Regions from separate parts of the Mus musculus genome. Here regions 1, 3 and 4 are each linked to region 2. A link is a loop called in an ENCODE intact Hi-C map of the cell type or tissue named here. Cell type or tissue: heart. All regions are shown on one strand. Each heading gives the region's core, and the rest is flanking DNA. Links, peaks and the distances in the headings are about the cores only. Region 1 holds the start of Prpf4b (pre-mRNA processing factor 4B). Region 2 holds the start of Tubb2a (tubulin, beta 2A class IIA). Region 3 has its middle 3.2 kb from the start of Gm36549. Region 4 holds the start of Tubb2b (tubulin, beta 2B class IIB).

Evidence for each region. Peaks named below come from ENCODE experiments on the same cell type or tissue, not always from the same donor. Only the 100,000 strongest peaks of a DNase experiment are listed, where the experiment ranks them.
Region 1: it touches region 2 in a loop (2.6-fold over the local background); 2 of 42 quality-filtered maps call a loop at or near these places.
Region 3: a loop joins it to region 2, with 4 times the contacts of the local background. A loop is called at or near these places in 14 of 42 quality-filtered maps.
Region 4: a loop joins it to region 2, with 4 times the contacts of the local background. A loop is called at or near these places in 17 of 42 quality-filtered maps.

Annotation. Positions count from the first base shown.
Region 1 is chr13:34,873,056-34,879,100 of GRCm38, forward strand. It overlaps Prpf4b (pre-mRNA processing factor 4B), which reads left to right and starts at 2,474. Exons shown (of 15, transcript NM_013830.3): 1 at 2,474-2,639. The coding sequence starts at 2,599. It overlaps Gm36839 (a long non-coding RNA gene), which reads right to left and starts at 2,185. Exons shown (of 2, transcript XR_382181.1): 1 at 2,114-2,185; 2 at 573-1,513. In heart, for the core only: a CTCF peak has its summit at 2,900; DNase peaks (open chromatin) are centred at 1,346, 2,426 and 2,976; H3K4me3 peaks cover 3,730 bases; H3K27ac peaks cover 3,465 bases.
Region 2 is chr13:34,075,070-34,081,114 of GRCm38, forward strand. It overlaps Tubb2a (tubulin, beta 2A class IIA), which reads right to left and starts at 2,939. Exons shown (of 4, transcript NM_009450.2): 1 at 2,804-2,939; 2 at 1,480-1,588; 3 at 1,109-1,219; 4 at 1-459. The coding sequence starts at 2,860. In heart, for the core only: a CTCF peak has its summit at 3,053; DNase peaks (open chromatin) are centred at 1,092, 1,952, 3,042 and 4,002; H3K4me3 peaks cover 2,005 bases; H3K27ac peaks cover 964 bases.
Region 3 is chr13:34,151,151-34,157,195 of GRCm38, forward strand. No RefSeq gene overlaps it. Among named protein-coding and RNA genes, the nearest start is that of Gm36549, 3.2 kb to the left of the region's middle. In heart, for the core only: CTCF peaks have their summits at 3,222 (motif pointing left) and 3,945 (motif pointing left); DNase peaks (open chromatin) are centred at 2,631, 3,241 and 3,961; H3K4me3 peaks cover 190 bases; H3K27ac peaks cover 1,922 bases.
Region 4 is chr13:34,128,731-34,134,775 of GRCm38, forward strand. It overlaps Tubb2b (tubulin, beta 2B class IIB), which reads right to left and starts at 1,624. Exons shown (of 4, transcript NM_023716.2): 1 at 1,447-1,624; 2 at 516-624; 3 at 142-252. The coding sequence starts at 1,503. Gm36500 (a long non-coding RNA gene) reads left to right here and starts at 1,748. Exons shown (of 3, transcript XR_873221.3): 1 at 1,748-3,513; 2 at 5,516-5,719. In heart, for the core only: CTCF peaks have their summits at 1,338 and 3,144; DNase peaks (open chromatin) are centred at 1,091, 1,801, 2,501 and 3,171; H3K4me3 peaks cover 4,674 bases; H3K27ac peaks cover 3,487 bases; H3K27me3 peaks cover 1,304 bases.

The DNA.
Region 1 (6,045 bases), core at 451-5,450, 800 kb after region 2:
TGGTAAAACTAGGAAAAAATTTTAATTGTTCTTGGTTGCACAGCAAACAGTGAAACCCCTTGCTGACATAAATCCTATGTTCATGTAAGTGCATTTTTATTACATCTATTTTGTGTGTTCATGAACAGAGGTCAGAAGACAATCGATGAGGGGGTCTGGGTATTGAACCTAGCTCCTCGGGTCTCTTTTTTTTATTGTTGTTTGTTTTTTGAGACAGGGTTTTTCTGCGTAGCCCTGGCTGTCCTGGAACTCACTCTGTAGACCAGGCTGGCCTCGAACTCAGAAATCCGCCTGCCTCTGCCTCCCAAGCGCTGGGATTAAAGGTGTGTGCCACACCACTGCTGGGCCCTCAGGTCTCTTGACAGGCATCTTTTCCCACTTGAGCCACCTCACCAGCCAGCCCTTACTTTTAGAACATTGTTCTAGGTGTTTCTCTTTATAGTTAATACTGCTGCAAAGCTGATACAATCTAGATACCTAGTAACAAGGACAACAATCTAGTTAGAAGATGCTTGGCAAACCAGAATGAAGCAAAAACTGCTATGTGAAAAAGAGCAAGCGATGACACTGTGTACACAAGTGTGAAATTTAATATTTCACATAGGAAAGGGCTAAAAATAAGCCAACATGTTCGGGCTGGTTCAACGTGGAATTATCCACTTGGGGGATGATTTTCCTTTACTTTGAGTTTGTCCAAATTCACAAATGCACAGAAGTATTTTAAAACAACAAAAAAATTACACTAAGACAGGCATGATGCCTCAAGCGTGTTAACACCAGTTTGGCGTCTTCCCATTAAAGGTCCAAATCCCAATTTTAAACCTAAGTGCTGCTCAAATGGCTTCTACACTCTTCAAAGACACCTGGAAACTCCAAGAGTCAACGGGTTTTACGATGCTCGTAATTTGTTTGTAGTCTGTTACAATTAGCCTATTGAGAGCTCACTGGGTTCCATGGCAACCGTGTACGAGATTAGTAGCTCTCCACAGAAATACACATATTTCAAATATATTTTTCAATTATTTAAAGAATGCCCAGCTCGTTTGGAATAATACTTGAAGCAACCACAGATGGTAGGAAAAGATGAAACGTTCACAAAGACACGCTTGCCTCCAAAGCCTCAACTTTTTGCATTGTCTGCCGGCGCCGTGGTCTCCACGGTGTCACCGAACAAGGCGGACCTCTACTTGAGGGATCTTGGGGTACGCTCAGACGCAATCTTGGCAAGCCGCTGTGCTGACGTTGCCGCAGAGGAGAGGTCGGGGCTGAGATCGGGAGGCGGAGACCAGCTGAGCTGGAGCAGGGAACTGGGAGGGCCTCCCCATAGCTGCCCGCCGCAGTTCTAACGCCACAACCACCGCCCGCAGCTTTGAACACGCCCACGCTTTCTTCTGGCCACCAGCACGCATGCGTCTCTCCGGCTGGCCAAAAGACTTCCGGGAAGCTGGTTCCGCTGTGCAGAGCTCACTTCCGTCCTGATCCGCGGAAACTGCGGCTATGGGTCGGGCGGTTCCTTTACCAGGGCCCCGAAGAGGAAAAAAAAAAAAAAAAAAAAAAAAACCCAAGGAATTGTAATTGTCTGGTCTGTCACTTTGTAAACGTTTCCTGCACGAGTAAGCTAATGTTTCAATATCTGCTAACAGTAACAGCTTGGGATGCCTTTAGGCATCGATTTCGCTCTCCAATTCGTAATAGCGTGGAAATGAACTTGGGTGAAAAAGAAAATCTTCCATGGAAAAGTTTTCCAGCACCAGCTCCTTTAGAAGTGCTTTATTTATTTTATTTTTTATTTATTTATTTTTTGGTTTTTCGAGACAGGGTTTCTCTGTGTAGCCCTGGCTGTCCTGGAACTCACTCTGTAGACCAGGCTGGCCTCGAACTCAGATCCGCCTGCCTCTACCTCCCGAGTGCTGGGATTAAAGGCGTGCGCCACCACTGCCCGACAAGAGCATTTTTATTACATTTATTTTGTGTGTCCGGGCTTAGAAGTGCTTTATTTTACTCTGTGAAGAATGGTGTCTGTAAATCGGAAATCGGTCTTATTTCAGTATCACCATTATCTCCAACGTATTCCTCCCAGAAACAGAAAACTTAATTCCCATATAAAGCATACCATAAAGAACAGAAGGTCAAAAGGGGACCTGGCAGATATTCTGGCTGTTTAAATTAGGCCAGGTCTACGAGCTCTCCGCTAGCCAATCAGCAACAAGGAGAGACACAGCAGGTTTCACCCACTACTGGATCACATGGAGAATCAGCTCTCAGCAATGCACCCGACCCCTTTCTTTGCTGCTGTCTCCAGCAGGTCCCTACACTTACACACTTACACACTCACACTTACACACATAACCAGCGCTCTAAGTGAATCAGGCCTTCTTCTCCCCACGGCCCGCCCCCTAGCCCCGGAAGTTACGTTCCGCGCCCCGCCCCCGGACGCCGAGTTTTTCTATCCGGATTCTTAGCGCGGACTCCCGAGTGCCGCTTTTCTCTACGTGCTCCGCACATGCGCGGCTGCCTGTCCCTTCTTCCTCCGCTTCCACTGGCGTCCACGGTTCGCCGAGCCGCCGCCAGCATCGCGGAGGAGTCGGGAAGTTCAAGATGGCCGCCACGGAGCCCCCGTCCCTGCGGGAGCAAGCTGAGTAAGTGCACCGCGCGGGTGTGTCGGAGCTGGGCCTCCAGGCCGGCAATGCGGGGGACGGCGGCGGCGGCGACCTGCGCGACGGGCGGGAAAGTTCAGGCCTAACGGCGACAGCCAAACTTTGCCTTGCCGCGCGCCGTGGGTGGTGCGGCGGGAGGCGTGGGAGCGGCCTGGGCTTTGCTGCCGGTGGGGCCGCGGCTGTTGAGGTGCCGGCAGCGCGGCCTGCTGTCCGTCGTTGCCCCGGGAGGCGGCGGCACGAGCGGCCTCTACAGGTCCAGTTAGCGTGGTGGCTGCTGCTGCCCTGAGGTCGCGCCTTCCTGCACCTCCCTGGGGGACCGTGGAGCTCTCCGATCTCAACCCTCGGTGATCTCCTTCCCTAAAGAGACCCGAGGAATAGTGGCGGCCGGCAGGCTAAGCCCCGCTTTCCTAACGCATATGCTATCCTTGCGATCCTGCTGATGGTAAAAGCAGAGACGGGGGTGCTAGGGTCACACTTTTGACTGTCCCGGAAATTGTGCTAGCGAAGTCCTTTGCCCTTTACTCTTCCTTCCAACCACAACCCGGTATTTCTCTGTCCATTGGTAGCTTATTTCTAACTTTCAAACTTGAGGCAAAGTAAGGTAGACTACCTGGGTTTTGAGGCCTGGCAGTTTTTTGCCCTAGTTTGTTTTTGCCTTTAGGAAGGGACATGGGAGAAGTATTAGGAATCGTTGCTACTTCTAAATCATTCTAATCTGTGTTTTTAATTAAGCGACTATAGAAGTATTTGAAGCCAAGAGAACACATCCTTGAATAAGCAAAAGGACTAGCTGTTGCTTAAAGAAGAGCAGTGTTTTGTTTCCCACGTTTATGCGAGGAAAGCTTAACTTTAAAGAGAATACCACTGAAGACTGGGTGGCAACAGCAACCCCCCCCACCCCCCACCCCCCAGTTACATCTGCATTATCTATGTTTTCAGCCTGTTTAGGAAAGTGTTTGATACCGTTTCCAGCAACTTGTGACAGATAGCTTGGTTTCTTTGCTGAGAATCTAGTTTGGGGTTCCCCTGTCATTTACTTTACTCAGCTTGACAGAGAATTTGTTTTTATTAAGTATGCTTGAAAGTTGCATTGTGGTTGTGACAATTGGGCTTAGCAGAGAACAGATAGGATTTTAAGATAGCTTATTGTCCAAGTTCATGGTGTGGCAGTTACAGGATGTTAGTTTAGCTTGATGGGTGTCTTCGGCTGTTCAGCTAAGTAGTTCTGGCAATCTGAAAAGTTCTTGGTATTATGTCCATTCACTTAATTTGAGGGGAGGATCCATTCACATTTATTTTGAGTCAGAGTCAGCCCTATTATTTGCGTATTTAATCCTATCTTTATAAGCGTGGGTTTGTTTAGGCTCTGGCAACTACATAACACTGATGGTAGTTTTTAATTTATCCTCCCTTCCCCCATAGAAATTGTGTAAATGGAATTCTTCTCAATGTGTCCTATTTTTGCTAATTTGAAAATAATTAATGGAGTAAATAACAGTTTGATATGAAAGCAGGCACTATGTGTGTTGCTGACCTAAATGGCTTCAAGTTACTCTGAATAGCTTGTAGTTACAGGAAGCTATTCAAAATAGAAAAATTAAGGGCACACATATTACATAGTTTACATTTTCCTTAAAGGCTCAAATGGCTTTTGTTTTACTGGCCTGTACATTTGTCAGCCTCTTTACTTCAGCTTTAAAAAAAAAATAAATGTATTCGAAGTCACCAGGGACCAGGTACTATTCAAATCATTCAAATAGTAGCTCATTAATTCTTGTAACAATCCTGTGGCGCTGGGTCCTGTTGTTGCTGGTATTTTGTGGGTGATGAAACTAACACAGAGACATGAAGTAGTTTGCTCAAGGTCGCACTGTGATAGCCACATTTAACTTTGTAAATGTGGCTCTAAAGGCCAGCTCCCGACTGCTGTACTGTGGCTTCTTCACTTGCCTCTAAGATTTAAAATAATGTTTTTTGCTAGTGTCCCAGAAAGATGGTTGTAGGGAGTGAGGGGGAATTAAGGATCAAACTAAGAACCCTTTTGCACATGTTAATAAGCAAGTACTTTACCCCTGAGCCACATTGTCAGCCTGAGATCATTGAGCAGGGCTGACACTAGGAGTAAACCCAGAGCCTAACATGCACTAGCCTAAGTCCTACCGTGGAGATGTACCTTACTCCCCTGAGCTGGCTGTGTCTTTTCAGGCTGGCCTCCCAAAGGTTGCATTTACAAGCATCCCTACCATGCCCAGCCAAAGATGTGTTTTTGATGTGGTGTTTATAATACATTAAAATTTAATTCCTGAAACATGATTTGGAAAAGGAAAAGCAGAAACTAGGTTTAAGACCAGTTGGTCTTTGGGATCCATTCTAACTCCTGGCTCCATCAATTCTGTTGTAAAAGCATTTCAGTTTGGAAGAGAAAAGTCATTTAGTTACTTCCTTTACATTGGACTTTGCTCAATATTGACATATTTTTAAAGAATTGTCTTTTTTTTAAAAAAATTGTGTAGCTTGCTTGCCTATAAGGCATAAATGGAATGCTTCCCAAATCAATTTATAAAGACTATCCTAGCTGGACAGTGGTGGTGCAAACCTTTAATCCCAGCATTCCAGAGGCCCAGGTAGAGGTGGGCTAGTTTGAGGACAGCCAGGGCCACACAGAATTCCTGTCTTGAAAAGCAAGGGTGGGTGTCTTAGTCAGGGTTTCTGTTCCTGCACAAACATCATGACCAAGAAGCAAGTTGGGGAGGAAAGGGTTTATTCATCTACACTTCCATACTGCTGTTTATCACCAGGGAAGTCAGGACTGGAACTCAAGCAGGTCAGGAAGCAGGAGCTGATGCAGAGGCCATGGAGGGATGTTACTTACTGGCTTCCTTCCCCTGGCTTGCTCAGCCTGCTCTTATAACCAAGACTACCTGTCCAGGAATGGCACCACCCACAAGGGAACCTCCCTTCTTGATCACTAATTGAGAAAATGCCTTACAGTTGGATCTCATGGAGGCATTTCCCCAACTGAAGCTCCTTTCTCTGTGATAACTCCAGCCTGTGTCAAATTGACACAAAACTAGCCAGTACAGTTGACCCCTTGTCAACTTGACACACAAACACATCAGTATTAAGCCTCAACCCTTAGTTTTTATTCATCCCCAAGATCTAAACAACTTTAAAAGTCCCAGTCTTTACATATTAAAAGTTCAATCCTTTCAAAATATCCAGTATCTTTTAAAATCCAAAGTACTTTAAAATTCAAAGTCTCTTAACTGTGGGCTTCACTAAAAAACTTCCTTCAAGAGGGGGAAATATCAGGGCACAGTCACAATCAAAAGGGAAAATTAAACTCTAACTGCCCAATATCTGGGATCCAACTCACAATCTTCTGGGC
Region 2 (6,045 bases), core at 703-5,702:
GCTGGCCTGGGAAGCGCAGGCAGGTGGTCACTCCACTCATGGTGGCTGACACCAGGTGGTTGAGATCGCCATAGGTGGGTGTGGTCAGCTTCAGGGTGCGGAAACAGATGTCATACAGAGCCTCATTGTCAATGGAATAGGTTTCATCTGTGTTCTCTACCAGCTGGTGCACTGAGAGGGTGGCATTATAGGGCTCCACCACAGTATCAGAGACCTTGGGTGAGGGCATGACGCTGAAGGTGTTCATGATGCGGTCTGGGTACTCCTCTCTGATCTTGCTGATGAGCAGGGTCCCCATGCCTGAGCCAGTGCCTCCCCCCAGTGAGTGGGTCAGCTGGAAACCCTGGAGACAGTCACAGCTTTCAGACTCCTTCCTCACCACATCTAGGACAGAGTCCACCAGCTCGGCCCCCTCTGTGTAGTGGCCTTTTGCCCAGTTATTTCCTGCACCACTCTGGCCTGAAAGAGAAAAAGAGAATATTAGACAGTTAGGAATCCAGGGAGGTGTCCTTGGACTGTAGAGGAAATGGTAGAAGTGGCCTTAGAGAACATTCAGTAGTCTTTTAGATATACTTTTATGAGAAAGAAATATTGTCAGTGTATCCAGGGACCTCAAAAACCTTGAGGATCATAATAAAGAAAGAATCAAGGAAGAGGACACATTTTAACAATACTCAGTAGCTTCTAAACTTAAGCACAGAGAGCATTCTGTAAATACCCTTAATTAGGTATAATTAAAGAGGCAGGGAAGGCAGCTGTAAGCATTTGGGCTTCACCTTGGTCACTGAAGTGGTTGCCTGGCATCAGAAGCCCTTTGAAATCCCCTGCAGCCTGTAATGCCCTCTTTGAAGGCTTTCATCCCCTCCTCCCCTGCCCCCAGACACTGTTCCTCACAGAGGCCTTGCACAGCCTCTACCAGGCCCACACTCTCCTCTGAGCTGTCAAGAGTGACCACAGACATGATCTTGTCAGCTGCCTAGGTTAGGCCAGGACTTGTGGTCTGTGGGACACAGGCTCAGCTGGATGCTGCACACAGAACTGTAAAGCCCACGGCTGCTAGGAAGGGAGTGAGTCATCTGGCCAGCTCTCATGGAGCATCACAACATACCGAACACAAAGTTGTCTGGCCTGAAGATCTGGCCGAATGGTCCCGACCTCACTGAGTCCATGGTGCCCGGCTCCAGGTCCACTAGGATGGCCCGAGGTACATATTTGTTGCCTGTGGGGACAAGAGCTGACTTACAATTGGGCTTGAGAAAGGAGATGAATGTGGCAAAAGAATTCATTGCAGAAATCCCAGCATTGAGACAAAGGAGGAAAAAGAAAATGGAGACACAAAGCATGCAGAGGTCTTCAGGAATTATGAAGTGCTTTTTTAAAAAAAATGAATATGCAAAAAAACCATTTCCTTGTCTGCATGCTGGTAGGCTGCTTTCTCTGTCACGGTATGGAAAGCGAGACTGACATCCAAACTCTTACCAGCAGCTTCATTGTAGTACACATTGATCCTCTCCAGCTGCAAGTCACTGTCGCCATGGTAACTGCCAGTGGGGTCGATGCCATGCTCATCGCTTATCACCTCCCAAAACTGAAATGAAGACAATCCCACATCATGCTTAGAATCTCTCTGTCACCAGAAAGACAGCAGGGCAAGAGCCTAGTGGGCTGCGGGCCTCCATGTATTTGGGCAGCAGCTGCTGCTGCAGAGGGTCTTGGGAATGCGCAGTGCATCGGCCATATTATGACCACAGATGCAGGGCTGGGAGGAGCCTGGAGAAGGAAGTGGGCACAGCGGATCTCGCAGAACTGCAGAGGCAGCTGCTTTCTATCACTCCAGGCAAGGCTGAATGTTACACATACAGGCTGATGGATGGGAAAGGCAGAAGGGAAAATCAGGTGCCCCGCCCCCTGTGCCTCCAGGGATCAATGGCTGCTGGCACAGACTCCATGACAGCTTTCAACAGCCCAGTTTTATACCACTGACCTACATATTGGCTTCGGGTATTGACCCTGGCTAGGAATGTTCGGGGATGGGCAGTACAATCCTGAGAGGGCGTCTGGCAGCCCCGGGAAAAAGCTGGCCATCCTCAGGATGTAACCTCCATTGTGACTTGGCAGCAGGAAAGGGAGTGGGGAGGTTGGGTGGGCAATATGGCGGTGTTGAAAGAGACCATGTCCTTGTGCAGGCACCCGCCCACACCCATGTTAAATACCCATTGCTGTCTCCCCACTGCCGTCGGGTCTCACAGCCCCCATTCCAAGCAGTCTTGCAGAGAAAAAAGAGGACCATAATGTTTTATGTCACATCTAAACGAGCCCTTGTAAGAGAATTTGTCTAACACCCTCGTCTGTTGGCCCAAAGACACGCCTCTGTAACATCTGTCAACCCAATGACACTGCATTTTTTTCATTCAAATGACAGAAATATATATATATATATGAATTACATTTGACATGAGATTTTTTTCAATACATGTAGTGACCCCCCCAACCCAAATTTCAGACACGAAAAAAACCCAGACTAATGTCAGCTGCACCCCGCAGAAGGGCTGTGTCCCAAAGCAATGTAATGGACCTTAATTTAAGACACCCTTGTCGCACCAATCCTGGCAAGTTGGTCGGCTTTCAGGACCCGGCCCGCCCAGTAGCCAGCGGTGGAATGCGACACCAGCCGGGGCTCTTCTGGATCCCCTAGGCTCGGCCTGCTTCCGCGACACCCCCCCCTACCCCTCTCCCCACGCAACCTTGGGACCCTGACCGGATGGGACTACCTCATCCATTTCTTCCCTAGGGGTGAGCCCACCTTAGCGCCGATCTGGTTGCCACACTGGCCCGCCTGGATGTGCACGATCTCGCGCATGGTGCTGGTTGTAGAAGGGGTGGAGGCTCTTGCCCTCGGAGCAGTGCGTGGACAGAGGGCTAAGGAGCGCAAAAGACCAGTCGCCCTCCCCCAGCACCGCCTTTTATACCCGGGGACCGCCCAGTCCCGCTGACGTCATGGGGGCAGAGCCGAGGGGCGGCGCGGCTGGGACTGCGGCACCGCGAGAGGGAGCCGGGGCGCGGTGCGAGGTGCGGGGCACCCGCCTGTATCCAGCCTCCTAGGGTTATTACGCCCCCCCAGCCGGTCCTGCTGGTTTCCCCTCAGTGTCCACCTGAGGTGTTTGTCTACTGTCGAGACCTTTAGGTTACACTCTGGTTCTGCTCCCACACTGCTCATTTCCCACCACTCTGGGGACTACAGATGGGGCTCCTGCCTCCCCAGTAGCAGGACAGGTGTGGCCTCGCTCTTGGATATGAAGCCCAGAACTGAAAATGCATCTCTACTAGATGTCCTTTCTGAAAAAGGGTGCCTGCATCCTGGGCAGGACTTGAACTGCAGCCCGGTTCTCTCTTTCAAGTCTGCTTGGTAACTAAGGGCGAGTAGAAAGCCAGACGTGATACCGCTTGGGAGGAAAGAGGGGAGGATCAAGTGAGGGTCTGGACTGTTTCAAGGACGACAAGGATGCTATACAGGTCGATTGCTAGGTATAGAGGAGGAAGAGTGACGTTTTTCTGGTCTGGACTCTTGGGTCCTAAAAGCCTCTTAAAAGTCGAAATTTCTGCTCTCAGACACGTGTTGGAGCGAGAGAGCAAGGGAGGGAAGTGGAGGTAGCTAATATAGTGAGTGTGAGTTGAGATGCTGGTCTGAGAGAGACACTGGTTTTCATGGGCTGGGTAAGTTAGCCAAAGAACCTCACTGACAAAAGGTCACAGTGATCACGTTTTGGACACAGTGCTTAAAATATATTTGTTAAATGACTCACTTGTTTTCACTTTTAAAAATGTGATAACCAGGAAAATATAAAAACACGGTTGCAGCCCACATTCAGGGCTCACATTTCCTTCTCTCGGCTAGTACTGTCTGTCCCACAAAAGGCATCAACACTACCCAGATTCCTCCCCTCAGAAAAGCAAGGTTTAAAACCTGACCAGCTACAAATTGAGGAAGCCCGAGAACCTGCAGTTTTTCTATTAGCAGAAACCCTAGGCTTGGCGCTAGGACTGGTCCACCAGGAGTTACTCTTCGTTGGTCTGGCACAGTGGAGGGGTAAACAGGAGCTTCCACCAGTTCCTCTCGGGAGCCAGTTTCTTCAAATACTAAATAATTATAGGTGCCGTGGAGCTGGCTTTGTGAACAGGAAATGAGAAGGTGTATATGAAAGCAGGTTGAGTTTATGGAGTGAAAATGCCTTCATAAAGTCCAAGGGGATGCTGCTGTAAATGTGGATCTTGTTTGCCATGTTAATATTGGGTCATTTGCTGAGGTGGGAGCCACAGCCAGTCACTCGTGATTAAGCCCAGGTGAAGTTACATCATCGTGGATTCCGCTTCAGGGACCCAGGCCTCCAGGCTCCTCCATCCTAGCAGGCAGGCTGTGCTGGGGCCTCCTCAGATGGGAATAGATGTCCTAAGTGCTCTTCTTTCTCCTTCCCATCCCCAAGCTGTTGGGTCCCAGGTTTGGCCTTCAGAGTTTTTCCCCCAATCTGCCTCCATCTCCACATCATGGGTCTTCCTGAATAGCTAGAAGGTTCCAGAACCTCTGCCGAAATGGCTTTGGAGAATGTCACTGATTGTGGCACTTCACAAAGGTTTCCTGAGACAGTTGCCTCCTAGCGTTTGTGGCTTCATTCCTAATGGAAGTTTAAGGCCAAGCGGAAGAGAGGAAGAGATCCTGGGGATGTGAGGCTCCTTAGCAGGCAGAGAGTAGTGATGCTTTTCTACCATTTCCTAGCTGGATCCTCCAGCCACTCAGCTCACCTTTGAGCCTACATCACCAGATGAAAATACTGTGCTAAAGGACAAGCCACACCCCATGTGCTCTGGACACTGAGTGGCCCTGAAAGTAAGTGAACAGTGACTGTGTTGTCATCTGCTTTGGACCTTGTCTCGAGTCAGCCTGCTTCCACCATCGGGCGTCCAGCCTTGATGTCTATTAGTGTATAGCCAGAGAAACACAGATTTCAAACAATGCCTGCCCTGCCCAAAGTGACTCATCTGAGGGCTGAGTCTGCTTTCCTCTCTCTCCAGTATGAATATCCAAACTCCCTCATACTATCACAAAGCAAAGCTGCTTGTGGAGGGAGGGTGCATGACAGGAGGAGATGAGCCAAGTAACACCCCCTCCCAACCCCTGCTTTAGAACAGGTCTCTAAGATGGGTTTTTTTTTGGGGGGGGGGTTAATAGCCGTTCCCTCCTTTTATCTGTTTTTCTTGTCTAAGAGGAGCAGTTCTGTTGGTTATTGGACAGGTGTTGGGTAGCAAAGGACAACAATGTCCTCCAACCACAGGCCATTTCTTTGCTTTAGAACCACTGTTACCAACAGCATCTGTGCCCCAAAGGCTTCACAAAGTAGCAGTGACAGAGTTTAGACTAGTGGGTGGACTAGAGCCTGGGCATGAACTCAGGCCTCTCACTCTGCCAAGTTTCTCACTTTGCCTTCACCGGGCTCCGCCAGGAAGGGTCCTCATGAGAAAGCTTTGGCAAACCATATTCTGTGAGCACATCCCATGTTAGGTGCAACCATGACAGATGTTCCTTCTATAGGTGACAGACATTCCTGAGACAGATTGGTCAGCCCACTAACAGGGGTCCTAAAATTTTGGAAACATTAGTTTCGACATTAACACCACCAAATGTATTCACTTTGCACCTGATAACAATTAAGTGCCTACTGATGGTTTCCAAGCACCTCCAAGAATGTGTCGGGTTCTTTTCACAAGAGCCAATCACCACTGGAGATGGGAGAGGCACCTCCAGGCCTCTTGAACTCAGGTTGAGCTCTAAGCCCATGAATACATGTGTGTTATGTACATATGTATATATGTGTGTTATGTACATGTATATGTCTTGGTTATAAAATTTTAAAATTTAGAGCTGGCATGAAGACTCAGCAAATAAAGATGTTTGCCATACAAACCTGGCCACCGAGTTCAATACCTGAATCCCACATAAAGACAAACGGAGAGAACTGACTTCACACAATGTTCTCCTTTGATTCCCATATG
Region 3 (6,045 bases), core at 521-5,520, 76 kb after region 2:
GGCTGGCCTCGAACTCAGAAATCCGCCTGCCACTGCCTCCCAAGTGCTGGGATTCTTTAATCCCACGTGAGCCACCACGTCTGGCCCCTGTGGGATTTTTTTTTTTTAAAGAAAGAAATACATTTGCCAGCTTATGATGCTTGAAAGTGTGTGTGTGTGTGTGTGTGTGTGTGTGTGTGTAGTCTGGTCTTGCTATGTGGCCCTGGATGACCTGATACCTTGTAACCCAGGCTAGCCTTGAACTTGTAGCACTCTCTTCTCCTGCCTCTTGAGGGCTAGCATCACAGGGATACACTATTGCAGCTGGCTGAATTTTGAATTTAGATCTTTTCAGGGCTAGTGATAGGTGTTTGAAACATCTTTGGTCATGGTGACTAGTCACTTAGAACTGTTGCTCTCAGGTAGCCTTCCAGCCACCATGATGAACAATGTATACAGCTTTTTGTGCTGGGTGACTAAGCTTGGGTACTGAATATATAGGATGTGTTATGTGCATGCATAGGCTGTATCCGGGGGTGGGGGAAGTGTATCTTGCCCTGGTGCCTTCCTTTCTTTCCTTTTGTTAATTCCTTCCACCATGAGGTGGTTAGGCTCCACTACCTGCTCTACTGTCTTGATATTCAGCTCACAATCACCAGAGACAAGTGCTGTGTACTGAAACTGTGAGCCAAGACACATCATTCCTTCCTTACGGTGTTCATACTAGGCATTTTTGTTACAACGATGCAGGGTCTGGCTAATACAGTGGGGGAAGCAGGCATTTGGGCTTCCAGAATGTTTCAGGCACATGTTCAATGGAGATGTCAGGGAGGCAATGCCTACAGAGCCGTGTGTGTGTGTGTGTGTGTGTGTGTGTGTGTGTGTGTGTGCATCTCTACATGACCCAGCCAAACTCCAGTGAGCCAGTAAGTTGGATACTGGCTCCTAAGACATATGTTGGTAAGCCAGCAGGATGTAAAAGGAAATCCAGCTCTTTCTGGGGAAGGCACTGAGCAAGTAGAGTTTCAGAGGAGAGCAGGGATACAGGGACTTGTGTACTGGAGGCAGAACTATGATGAAGAAACAGACAGTAAATCTGAGAGGAGGACCAGGAAGAGCAAGGGCCCTGGGATAGAGCAGCATCCTGACCATCATTGTCCTACTCAGTAAGGAAGGGACCAAGGAGTAGAGGCTCTGGTGACTTTAGCAGGGGGAGCTCAGTGACCCTTGGTGTGAGCTCAAGAGAGAAGGGTGAGGCCTGGTGGCACAGGGCTGTAACCCCAGTACTGAGGATACTGAGGCATGACAATCTCATTCTCCAGGCCACCTCAGGATCATTGAGAGACTCTGTGTCCAAAAAAAAAAAATTTGATGAAAAGGCATGGCATGATGGCACCTGCCTTTAATCCTAGTACTGGGGAGGCAGAGGTAGGCAGATCTACGTGAGTGTGAGATCAGACTGGTTTGTATAATGACTTCCAGGACAACAGCTGAACTATACAGAGTCAGTCTCTCTCTCTCTCTCTCTCTCTCTCTCTCTCTCTCTCTCTCTCACTCACTCACACACACACACACACACACACACACACACACACCAAAAAACGATGACGAAGGTAAGGAGAGAAACTCAGAAACCCCCTTTCCAGTAGTTTGCTGGACGGTAGGGTGGGGGTGGAGCCAACTTGATCAGACTATCGCCATCTTAGTTGTAACTGCCATCTTGCCCGCCAGGTGACCCCTGGCCTGCATTCCACAGGCTATGGCATAAACAAAGCAGTTAAAACTCACTGCTTCTTAACCTGATGTTTGACATGTTAATCATTTTTGAGAAAGACCAGGAATTTGTTGCTGGCCATGGCCTCCTTTGCCTAACAAGACTTTACTCGCCTCCTGCCTTAGAGTGTGACTCTTTCTCCTGTCTTGCTGTATCCTCAGACGTGGTGATGTCTATAAGGACTTAAATGACTGCATGCTGTGCGTTTTCCTTAGCTTTTGGGCCCCTTCTGCCTTTGCAGCTGGTTCTCAGACTCCAGGAATGAGTTTTATTCAAACAAGACAGAGCAGGAATAGTCCTATGGCTGAAGGTGAAACAGTCAAGGGAAGATCCTCCCCCCCCCCCCCCCCGTCCCCCCCATCCCCCTCCCCAGCGGGGTTTCTCTGTGTAGCCCTGGCTGTCTTGGAACTCACTTTGTAGACCAGGCTGGTCTTGAACTCAGAAATCCACCTGCCTCTGCCTCCCAAGTGCTAGGATTAAAGGTGTGGCCACCACTGCCCGGCTTTTTTTTTTTTTCCTTAAGAGGAAAAAAAAGTCTGAGTGTTACCCTTGTCTGCCCTTGTCATATTCTTGAGGTGAGAGGAAATGGGGCATCTGCCTGAATGGAAAGGGGTTACTCTGAGACTGGAGCATGGTCCTATCATTTACAGTAGCAGAGCCAGAAGGACACTTTCTAGGGTTTGCTGCAGCTGGCTTTGTGGATTTGCAGATAGGAAGAGGTTACAGCATGCTCTTAAGATTTAGAACAAGACCTAAAATAGGTTGATAGCTCCCTGGGGGTGAACAGAACTCTGGCCCCAGGCCACCACCACCGCTCCTCAATGAAAGTCTGGAGAGGCCTTGGCTGGTAGATGCAGTGACTCTCAGTTAATCAGATTTTTTTTTTCTTCTTGGAACTGGATTGAATTCAGGCTCTGTGCATGCCATATGCTAACACTGAGCTACACCCCCATCCCCCAATCACAATGCTGTCACTATGACAGGCACTGCGCTGCTCTGAAAACACTCCATCTATCCCCTAGTTATCCAGCCCACCACTCACCTTGCAGGAACGCAGCCAGAGGGAACTAAACTAGTAAGGTATGAGGGAATGTGATATGTCACTTTTAGGTCAGAGCAAAAAACATGAAGAGCCATCACTTAGTGGTCATCTCTGCTACTGTAACCTGTGGTGGCAGGGGGCCTGTCGGTTAGAGTTCCTAAAGGAACTTGTCTTATTGCAAGCTAGGTATACAGCATAAGCTAAAAATAGAACCTCTCATAGCCAATTGTTGATATAGCAGGGTCAAAATGTTTACTGCAGCATAAACTTGTCTATTATTAATCTGGGTCCACATTACCTATCATGGCGTTTAACCAAGTTTGGGTTTGAGTTTGGCTAAAAGCCCAAAGATCTTGCTCACATGGTGCTGCCAACATCTCAGAAGTTCTACTGAATCATCAAACGCTCTACGAACATCCCGGGAGACAGCTCCACCTGCAGGTGGCTTCTGTTTCCACACCTGGAAGGATGCTCACAGGAATTATTTTCACATTCTCCTCCCCCGCCCCGCCCCCATCCCCACCACTGGCCCTTTCTTATCCAGTACAGGGGATTGAACTAGGGGCCTAGAAATCAGCCAACTCTCCAGCCTCACAGAACAGTTCTCTTATTCTGCAACTAAAATTCCTCGACTGGGCAGCAGGTGTACCTCAGAGGCAAAGCATAAGGCTCTGGGTTCTATCCCCAGCCGAGATTAACCAACCAAGCAAAACAAACAAAACCCCTTATGATTCTAAAGAAATCTTTTCTAGAGGCTCACAGTGGTAGCAGAAAGAGATGTATCAAAAGCCCCGCTCTCAGCTCACTCTGTCTTTTAGCTGGCCTTCTTGGTTTTCTGCCGCATGCTTCTGTGTTGGGGTCTACTCAGGAGACCGCATTGATTGTTTCACTGGCGTGTTTTACCGGTTGTGGAACCTGGGGGAGGCTCTCAAGAACAAGCTCTCAAGGACACACAGTGGCTGGCTGGCCTGCCTTTCTTTCTTCTTTTCTTTCTTCCTTCCTTCCTTCCTTTCTTTCTTTCTTTCTTTCTTTCTTTCTTTCTTTCTTTCTTTCTTTCTTTCTCTTTCTTTCTAGCAAAAGCCACTCTGCACGTTGATCGCTTCCTTCCCATCTGCCACCTTGTGGTGTTTTTAAGAGTTGCACCCTCCCATGTGAGGCTCTTGTTACATTCTTACCTGATCTTAAACCTGGAAGGCCGAAGGCACTTTTATAGAGAGGGCTTGAACCAAGCATCTCAATTTACAGTTAAGGTAACAGACCTAGAATTCAAGCATCAGGCTAATTAGTGGAGGAACCAGGACTAAAGCCCAATTCATCATCATCACTCATTTCATCTGCCTTATGCATACTACCAAGTGTCTCAGGCTGAGCATTGTGGATAACCCTATTCTCCTGTCCTGAGAGCAAGGACAGCTCTGCCCACAGGCATTACAGTACACTGCAGCGCATTGTTCTGTAAAAGGTGGAGATGGAGGACAGCGAACAGCTTCAGTCAGCCTACCTGGAGTCTAGGAAGGTTTCTCTATGAAGGGATGGCTAACTTCAGCAGATAGACTTTCTCAGGCAGGTGTGTCAACCACCATTTGCAGTCGGGCAGAGGCAGTGTGAAGTGGGGGTCTGCCAATTTCCAGCGTAAAATAAGTACCTTCTGAGAGAGTGGGGTTTGCATGTCTGCAAAGACATTGAGGCCAAACATCATTGCAGAATATTTTATTAGTGGGATAAGCACAGATCTCTCTGGAAATAATACAAGTGGCATATTGTAGGTTAATGGAGGTAAGTTCTTAGATCGGTAAGATAAAAGGGAGTAGCTTTCTTTGCACCAAGCCCTCAGAGCATCTTCATTCCTGGAGGAGGTATCCTAAAGAAATATGAATTCTCTAGAGTCCATTCTTTCGGAGTCCCAGTGCATTCTCATCTAGTTTCGTGCATCCTTGGGCCATTTAGCCATTGCCTAGTCTCTGTTGTATGAATCCAAAGTCTGCTGTGCTTCAGGTCATTCACACATGCAGTTGCCTGGGGGTCTCATGGCAGCGGCTCCTCATCCACTCTGACTCATGTCTTGTGTTCTAGTTTCCTTCCTGTTGTGCTAAAACACTCCAACTAGAGGCAACTTAGGGGACGAGAGGCTTACAGATCACAGTCTATCACTGAGGGAAGTCATCACAGGAACTTAAGCAGAGATTCAAAGGCAGTTCAAGGATGAACACTGCCAGGCTAATGCTGAGCCAGCTTCCTACAGCCCAGGACCACCTATGTGGAGTGAGGTGCACCCTACTGCATCAAAGAACAATCAGGGCAATCCCTCACAGATTTGCCCGCTGTGCAGTTTGAATGAAAATGGTTCCCATAGGCCCAGAGGGAGGAGTGGTGCTTTTAGGAGGTGTGGTCTTGTTGGAGTAGGTGTGGCCTCGTTGGGATAGGTGTGGCCTTGCTGGAATAGATGTAACCATGGTTGTGGAGTGTGTCTCCTCTTCCTGCTGCCTGCTGATCTCTGAATGTAGAACTCTCAGTTACCTCTCCAGCACCATGGGGAGTGGGGGTGGGGGCTATTTGATACAAGCCACTAAATTTAGGGCAGGAGGAGAAACAGAAATAATAACTGATAAGGCCATGCCTTTTCAGGCAGGAGGTATCGGCACCCAGCTATTGTGCTATGGAAGGCAAGCTCTTAAGTGACAAGCTGAGTGTGTGTTTTTAATCCGTGGGTCTCAGGAATGGGGTGGTAATATGACCCCTCCAGGAGCAAAGGCAGATGGGAAAGAGAAGCTGGCTCAGTGCTAGTGGGGGCCTATTCCAGAACAAAGGGGAGCCGGGAGGGGCCAGAGCAGGGCAGCTCCCGAGCAGAGGCGGTAGCTTGTTTTTAAAACTACACGCAACATTTTTTCACTTGTTCACTTTGGCTGAGTGATAGTAACTTTAGAGCTTTCCATTTGGCTTTCTCCACTTGGTGTGTGCCAGCTTCCCAGTGTATCTGTCTCAGTTACACATTTAGGGAGCAGGGGAGTGACTTGCAGTGGATCTACAGACAGAATGGACTCTTGGCAGGACGCCACTGCTGCTTGGTTCCCATATGCCCCACAAAGCAGGACAACTATGGTGATATTTTAGCTTGCCAGGTCTCATTCTAACTCTGATGCTTGACACTTGTAGGCCTTCCTATTTCCCTGGTGCACTTTTGCCTGAGTGGCCAGTGGTCCTTTGCGGGAAGGGCTGAGATAATCATTACTGTTTATACTTTTATGGCACA
Region 4 (6,045 bases), core at 408-5,407, 53 kb after region 2:
AAGATGCAATTGCCTCAAAGCCTGATAAGGCTTAGGCGCCACTGCTATGTATGCTCCCTGTCTATCACACTCCTCCACCCTTTGTGCTAGTGATAATTAACACCTTGTGCTCTTCTGTCTTCAGCTATGCCACATACTCACCGAACACGAAGTTGTCCGGCCTGAAGATCTGCCCAAATGGTCCAGACCTGACTGAGTCCATTGTGCCTGGCTCCAGGTCCACCAGGATGGCCCTAGGCACATATTTATTACCTGCAGAAGAACAAGAGCTGGCTTAGCCCTCCAGGCAGTATCTTCTATAGAGTAGGGCTCGGTCCCACCTCCTTCCTGTTTGGTGGTACCCCCAAACAAAGAAAGGTCTATTATGACCAAGCTTTCAAAGGGTTTGGTTGGCACAGAAGAGGCTACCCCACCCCAAAAATGGTCATCCTAAAATAAGCCACCTTCTCCTGGGTTCAAATAAGAGCAGAGCTTAGGGATGCCAGAATTGAAGATGGGGTGTTAAAAGTAATTACCAGTTGCTTCATTGTAGTATACATTGATTCTTTCCAGTTGCAAATCACTGTCTCCATGGTAACTTCCAGTGGGGTCTATACCATGCTCATCACTGATGACCTCCCAAAACTGTGACATAAAAAGACTGTATTTAGCTATGCACAACCCTACCCCCAATCTCAATGAGCAGCCCCCCCATCACCCACAGTTTTGACAACAGGACGTTGCCGAAGCTTTAATGAGTGGCATGACCCAGGCACAGCCTTAGGGCTTGCATTGTAGAGGATCAGAAAGTTGAAACTGGGCGGTTTCCCATGAGAACAGCTGCTCTCAGCAGGAGGTAGGGTGTGTGTGTGTGTGTGTGTGTGTGTGTGTGTGTGTGTGTGTGTGTGTGTGTGTGTGTGAAAAAACAGCCCAAGCTGGGTTGGCAAGTCACAGCCACCACTGGCAGCTGGAGACAAACGCGCTGGGACTATAGGCAAGGAGAAAAGGGGGCCGGCGGGGAGAGTGAAGCGAGGAAGCTGTAGGGTGATGTTTTAAATTCAAAGCACGTTCAGTGACCGTCTGGCAATCGTTCTTCCTCCCCTCCCCCGCAGCTCGCCTGGTGATCAAGCGAGTAAAATCAATTCTCCTGTGTCGCGGCCCCTCCCTAAGACCGGCATGCACAGCCTAGCAGACACACCCACGTCTTCTTTAGGCACTCGTGGCTATTAGGGAGGAAAGAAAATGGGGCAGCTCAAATTCCGAATAGTTCCAGGAAAAATGAATGAGACCCCTTTGCTTTAAAGTCTCCTCTGAGACCACGCCCATCCGACTGCACAAAACCGCAAGTCAGGTCCGCCGTTGGTGAGTCCTGGTATTTACCTAGAGCCGCGCCTCATTTTGGACCCCACCTATCCCGAGGGGAGCTCCGTTAGGGTCCCTCCCTCACCCCCTAAGCAGTGAACCCACCTTGGCACCGATCTGGTTGCCGCACTGGCCCGCCTGAATGTGCACGATCTCTCGCATGGTGCCTGGTTAGCTTCTTGCTGTCTTGGGTCTGTGTCAGTGGGTCTGATGATCCTCCCCTTCCACACCCACTGCTGGGCCACCTGGAACTTACTCCGGAACCGACGGGCTACGGGCTGAGGGCGAGGGCCGGGTGGGTTCGGTCTTTTATGTAGGGAGGGTGGGGCGAACCAAAAAGACCGCGCCCCCCAGCCAAAGCCCCCAGTCCCGTTCTCGCTAGCGCTCTCCAGGCCGGGTTGACGTAATGCTCTGAGCCCCAGGGACGGTCTTGGGGGCTGGACTATGGGCTTGTGGCCAATCAGCGCGGGCGTGAAGACCTTGCGAGGAGTGGGGCTTCTTGGGAGAAGCTGGGGCCTGAGCATTGTCTCGGACTTGAGAAGGGCAAGCTGAGTGTGGGGAACTGGGAACTGGGAGCGTGAAGACTGCGGTAGTGTGGCGGGGCGGGGTGATTTAGTACCATAGGCTGGGGATGGAGAAGGGGCTGCTAATGGGTGGGTGCAGCAGGTGCAGTCCGGTGTTGCGAGTGAGCACTGGTAGGGAGCTTTAGGGTCATTTGCGTTACTTGAGCAATTCCTCTTCTTACTCTGAGCAGGCTTCGCCAAGCCAAAGCACTTGGCGAGAGTAGTGCCTCATTCTTCATCCCTGGAGGTCAATGTCTGTCCAGGCGCACACGCCCATTACATACAACTTTAGGAAAAGACTAGTGATCCTACGAAAGCGAGTGTAATTGGAAAAAAGAAAAATCCAAAAGATCATAACTTTGGACACTTTGGAGCATCTTAGACTTGCCTTTGTCTTTATTGACTATGCTTGTTCCTCTGCTATAGTAGCAGCATTTAGTGGTAGAAGGACCTCTGAGCCTAGCCCTGCCTCGCACACTCCAAGAATACTGTGCTCGCTGCCTGATACCAAAGACTCCTTTCACCCTGTGATTGGCTTTTGTTCCTCCTGAGTGATGGGGTGGGTGTGGCAGGCCGCAGTGTGTGAACTGTGTTGCCGGCAGAGTGAGGGTGGAGTCCTGGGGGCGGGTCTGTCAGGGAAACAAAGGAGTTCACAAAAGCGTGGGATGTATTCCACAACTGAGTGTTTAAAAGCCAGTCAGGCGCTGTCCTTCCAGTATTTAGTTCATCCGTTGTTAGAAAAGAAGGTTCTGAGAACCTTCGACGCCTAGAGCATTCTTACCTTCATTTGCAGTGACTAAGAGGTCCCAGCCTTGGTGCTGCGGATGGAGAGGAGGGGGACACGCCTAAAAACTGCAGCGCGGTGAGCTAGCCAGAGACCACCGCAGACTCAGGCGCACTCACATCAGCGCGTGCGCAGACGCGATGCATCAGCTCTCCCTTCAAACCCGCATTTTCTAGGTATTCGAGGAAGAAACTGATCCCTTTGTGAGCGTATGTGAAATAAACCTGTGTGCTCTGAGGGAGAGAAGAAGAAGGGTGTCAGAGTATGTTCCCTGCTATCCCAGGTTGAAGGTCACTGCTTCCCTACGCGGGGCTAGTGGTTTAGGAGGTGATGTGACCCCTTTTATTCTCTAAGGAGTGAGGCCCAAGTGACTCAGGGTCACACTATAGGGTAGAGCTCGCAGCTGTTGAGCGAGGGAGGACCTGCTAGAACCATCTGAAGCTGTCATCGCCTCTCCTTTCCGCAAGGGGTGTGGGGGCAGGGCGGGCTTTAAACTGAATTCTAATGTACCATGAGAAGCAGCCTAGAACAAAAGCCTTGCCGCCTGTGATTGCCAGGGTGTCCAGACTGGATCTCTATGGCCAGAGTTCGCCAGATACGGTTGCAGGTGTTCAGTTCAGGGTGGATTGAGAAGAGAGAGGCAAGAACAGTGAAGGTGTGCCCACGTGCCCAGTAACAGGGTTCCAAGGACACAGGCCCTGAATTTTGAATTTTCTCACCTGTCTTAATACAGATGTAGAAGCATGAAGAGAGAATACTTCCCAAGGTCACACAGCGAGTTAATGACAGGGCTCCGACTGTCTCAAGGGCGCCCAAGCTTTCAGGGTAGGTGGCTACATTCGGAGCCAAAAGGGCCATTGAAGGGTGACTGTTGCGGTGTTCGGTTGACCTGGAAGTAACACCGAGAAGGTGTCACCAGCACTGCGATTATAGATGCCGCTGTGCAGCGGTCCCCCCTGAGGAGCTGAGGAGCAATCCCAGCGCCCCGGGGGCTCAACTCTAAACCCGGTAATCTGAGCCTGCCTCTCTAACCTAATGGGTTCCTCGCTCAGCTTCTGTTTCAGAGCCAGATCTTTGCAAGGTAGCTGATGAAAAACTCTATGATTCTCTACATGAAAAGGCCTTCACTCTCGGATTTCTCTTAGCGGAAGAAGTTTGCAACAACGTGACTGGAAATCACCCTGAAACCTGAACGGCCCGGGATCCAGCCTGTTGGTCGGGATCAGCTTTCCTTTCATGCATTTTACCTCATTGTCCCCACAGGACTTGTCTCTGGGTTTACGGTGCTTCGCATTTTACATTTTTGCAAAGAGCTGCGGTGTGTGTGTGTGTGTGTGTGTGTGTGTGCGTGAGAGAGAGAGAGAGAGAGAGAGAGAGAGAGAGAGAGAGAGAGAGAGAGAAATATTGACAACAGCTTCGTCTTTCCCTAAAGGCTTTACAGTCATCTTCGAACTTAAAAGGAGTGGGGGCTTATTTCCTATAACTCAAAGGAAAAGCTCCTAGGAAGCAAAATCAGATCGGTGCCCAGCCTTTGTTTTTGCCTCCTAATATTAGATTCCTCTCCCTCTATGTCAACACCAGACCTGAAAAATTTAAGGCAATGTATTTCATGATCTTTACGTACCAATTAATTTTAACGATGCATTAATTTTCAAAAGACAGGTGCAGAAGCGTCTCTGTGCAAAATCAAAACAAGCATTTGTTTCATACAGGGAGGGACCTAAACAGCCACAATGATACGTGCTTTTACAAACGTCAGATTATTTTCAAGGGCAAATCCCCCAAGTGTGCATTTATTGTACACAAAGGGTCATTGTTTTAAGCAACTGAAGAGGTTGGATAAAATGAAGATTTTCTTCATAAATACGAGGTAAAATTAAAAAATGTTGTTTTCTTAATGAAAAATGTATTTTGATCCATTTTTTTTTAAATTACGGGACATTAGTTCAGGATTTTTGCCCATAGCTAGCCTATATTCACCACTTAAAGTGCAGTTCACCACCCCCACAGCTGAGATGTATGCGGTTTCCTAGGCAACACACATTTTGCCACTGAATGAACAGGAATTGAAAGGAAGACTGCAAAGGCTGCAGGTCCCTGGTTATTTCTTCCCCCACCCTGTCCGCCCTTCTCATTGCTAGAAATTTTAGGAATATTGGGAAGTTGTCATTCTAACATTTATGTAAAAGAGCCAAATGCCCAGAGAATTGGACCTAGAAAGGGATTGCAGCCACATATAGTAGCCGCGGGTGGGCACTGGGAAAGGGCTCCCGGGCTGTCTCCGGTCAGCCTGCCGGAGGTTCACCCTCTGATTCTCTCCTTTTTCCCCTTCCCTCTTAGAAACGAGTAGCTATTGTGCTGCACAGCACTGTCCAGAGCTCTAGAATGAAGGCGCTACTTGGGTGGGGGGCTCCGAGCCCCCTGACCTCCTGCTGCAGTGGGGTTCTGTAGGGATCAGCCACTTAGGCAACAAAAGACTGGGATCTGCAGAGAAAATTTCGCATCTTGAATGCAGCAAAAGCATGCGGGCGCCTGCACCTTGGTCTTTGTTTCTCATCGGGGCTGGGTGTTTTCCCATGGCCAGTGCTCATGAATTTGAATTTTAAGAGCCAACATCCAGTCATCAAGCCTTTCACAAAAGAGGGTTGTCTTCCTTGTCAAGCAAATCAGCAGGAGGAGGGGAACCCCTGATTTTCCAGGGCACCCGGATCCTTTCAAGGGCTGCCTCCTCTCCTCCAATCCCTAGCAAAGTTGTTTGGGTTTTTTTTTGTTTGTTTGTTTGTTTTTTGTTTTTTTTTGTTTTTGTTTTTGTTTTTTTTTTTTTTAGATTCTTCAACCTGGAGCACAGAGAAGCACAGAATTGTTCACAGTGCAGCCTAGTAAACTGCATTTCCATAGTACAGAGTCGTCCTGGGAAGAATACAAGAACCAGAAGTACTCAAACGGAGGCATGCTAGAACTCAGACAGCCTGCCTGCGTAAGGTGCAGTCTGTGAAAGCCGTCAGTGTGAAAATGGATCCATTTTTAAATGGTAGAGTACACAGCAGAAGACAGAATGGGGGAGACATTTTAAGTGAAGGAGGCAGATTGCTGTAGTATCAGTGTGACCGTAGGCTGCCACCCACATTGTTCCATGAGCAACTGCTGTTTGGCAGTGTCTTCAGAGCTCACGGTCTCTCCAAAATGTACCACAGAACTTTGCTTGTCACTTAAATAAAATGATAATATACATACACGCTAACCCCTCTGCTCTTTGCCCTAGTGAGCATGCACCAGAACCTCTCAGCAAATCAGTCTCTCCTTCATTTCCCAATTGGTGGCTACTCATAGTCACAGCATGGTTTAAATTTTATTTTA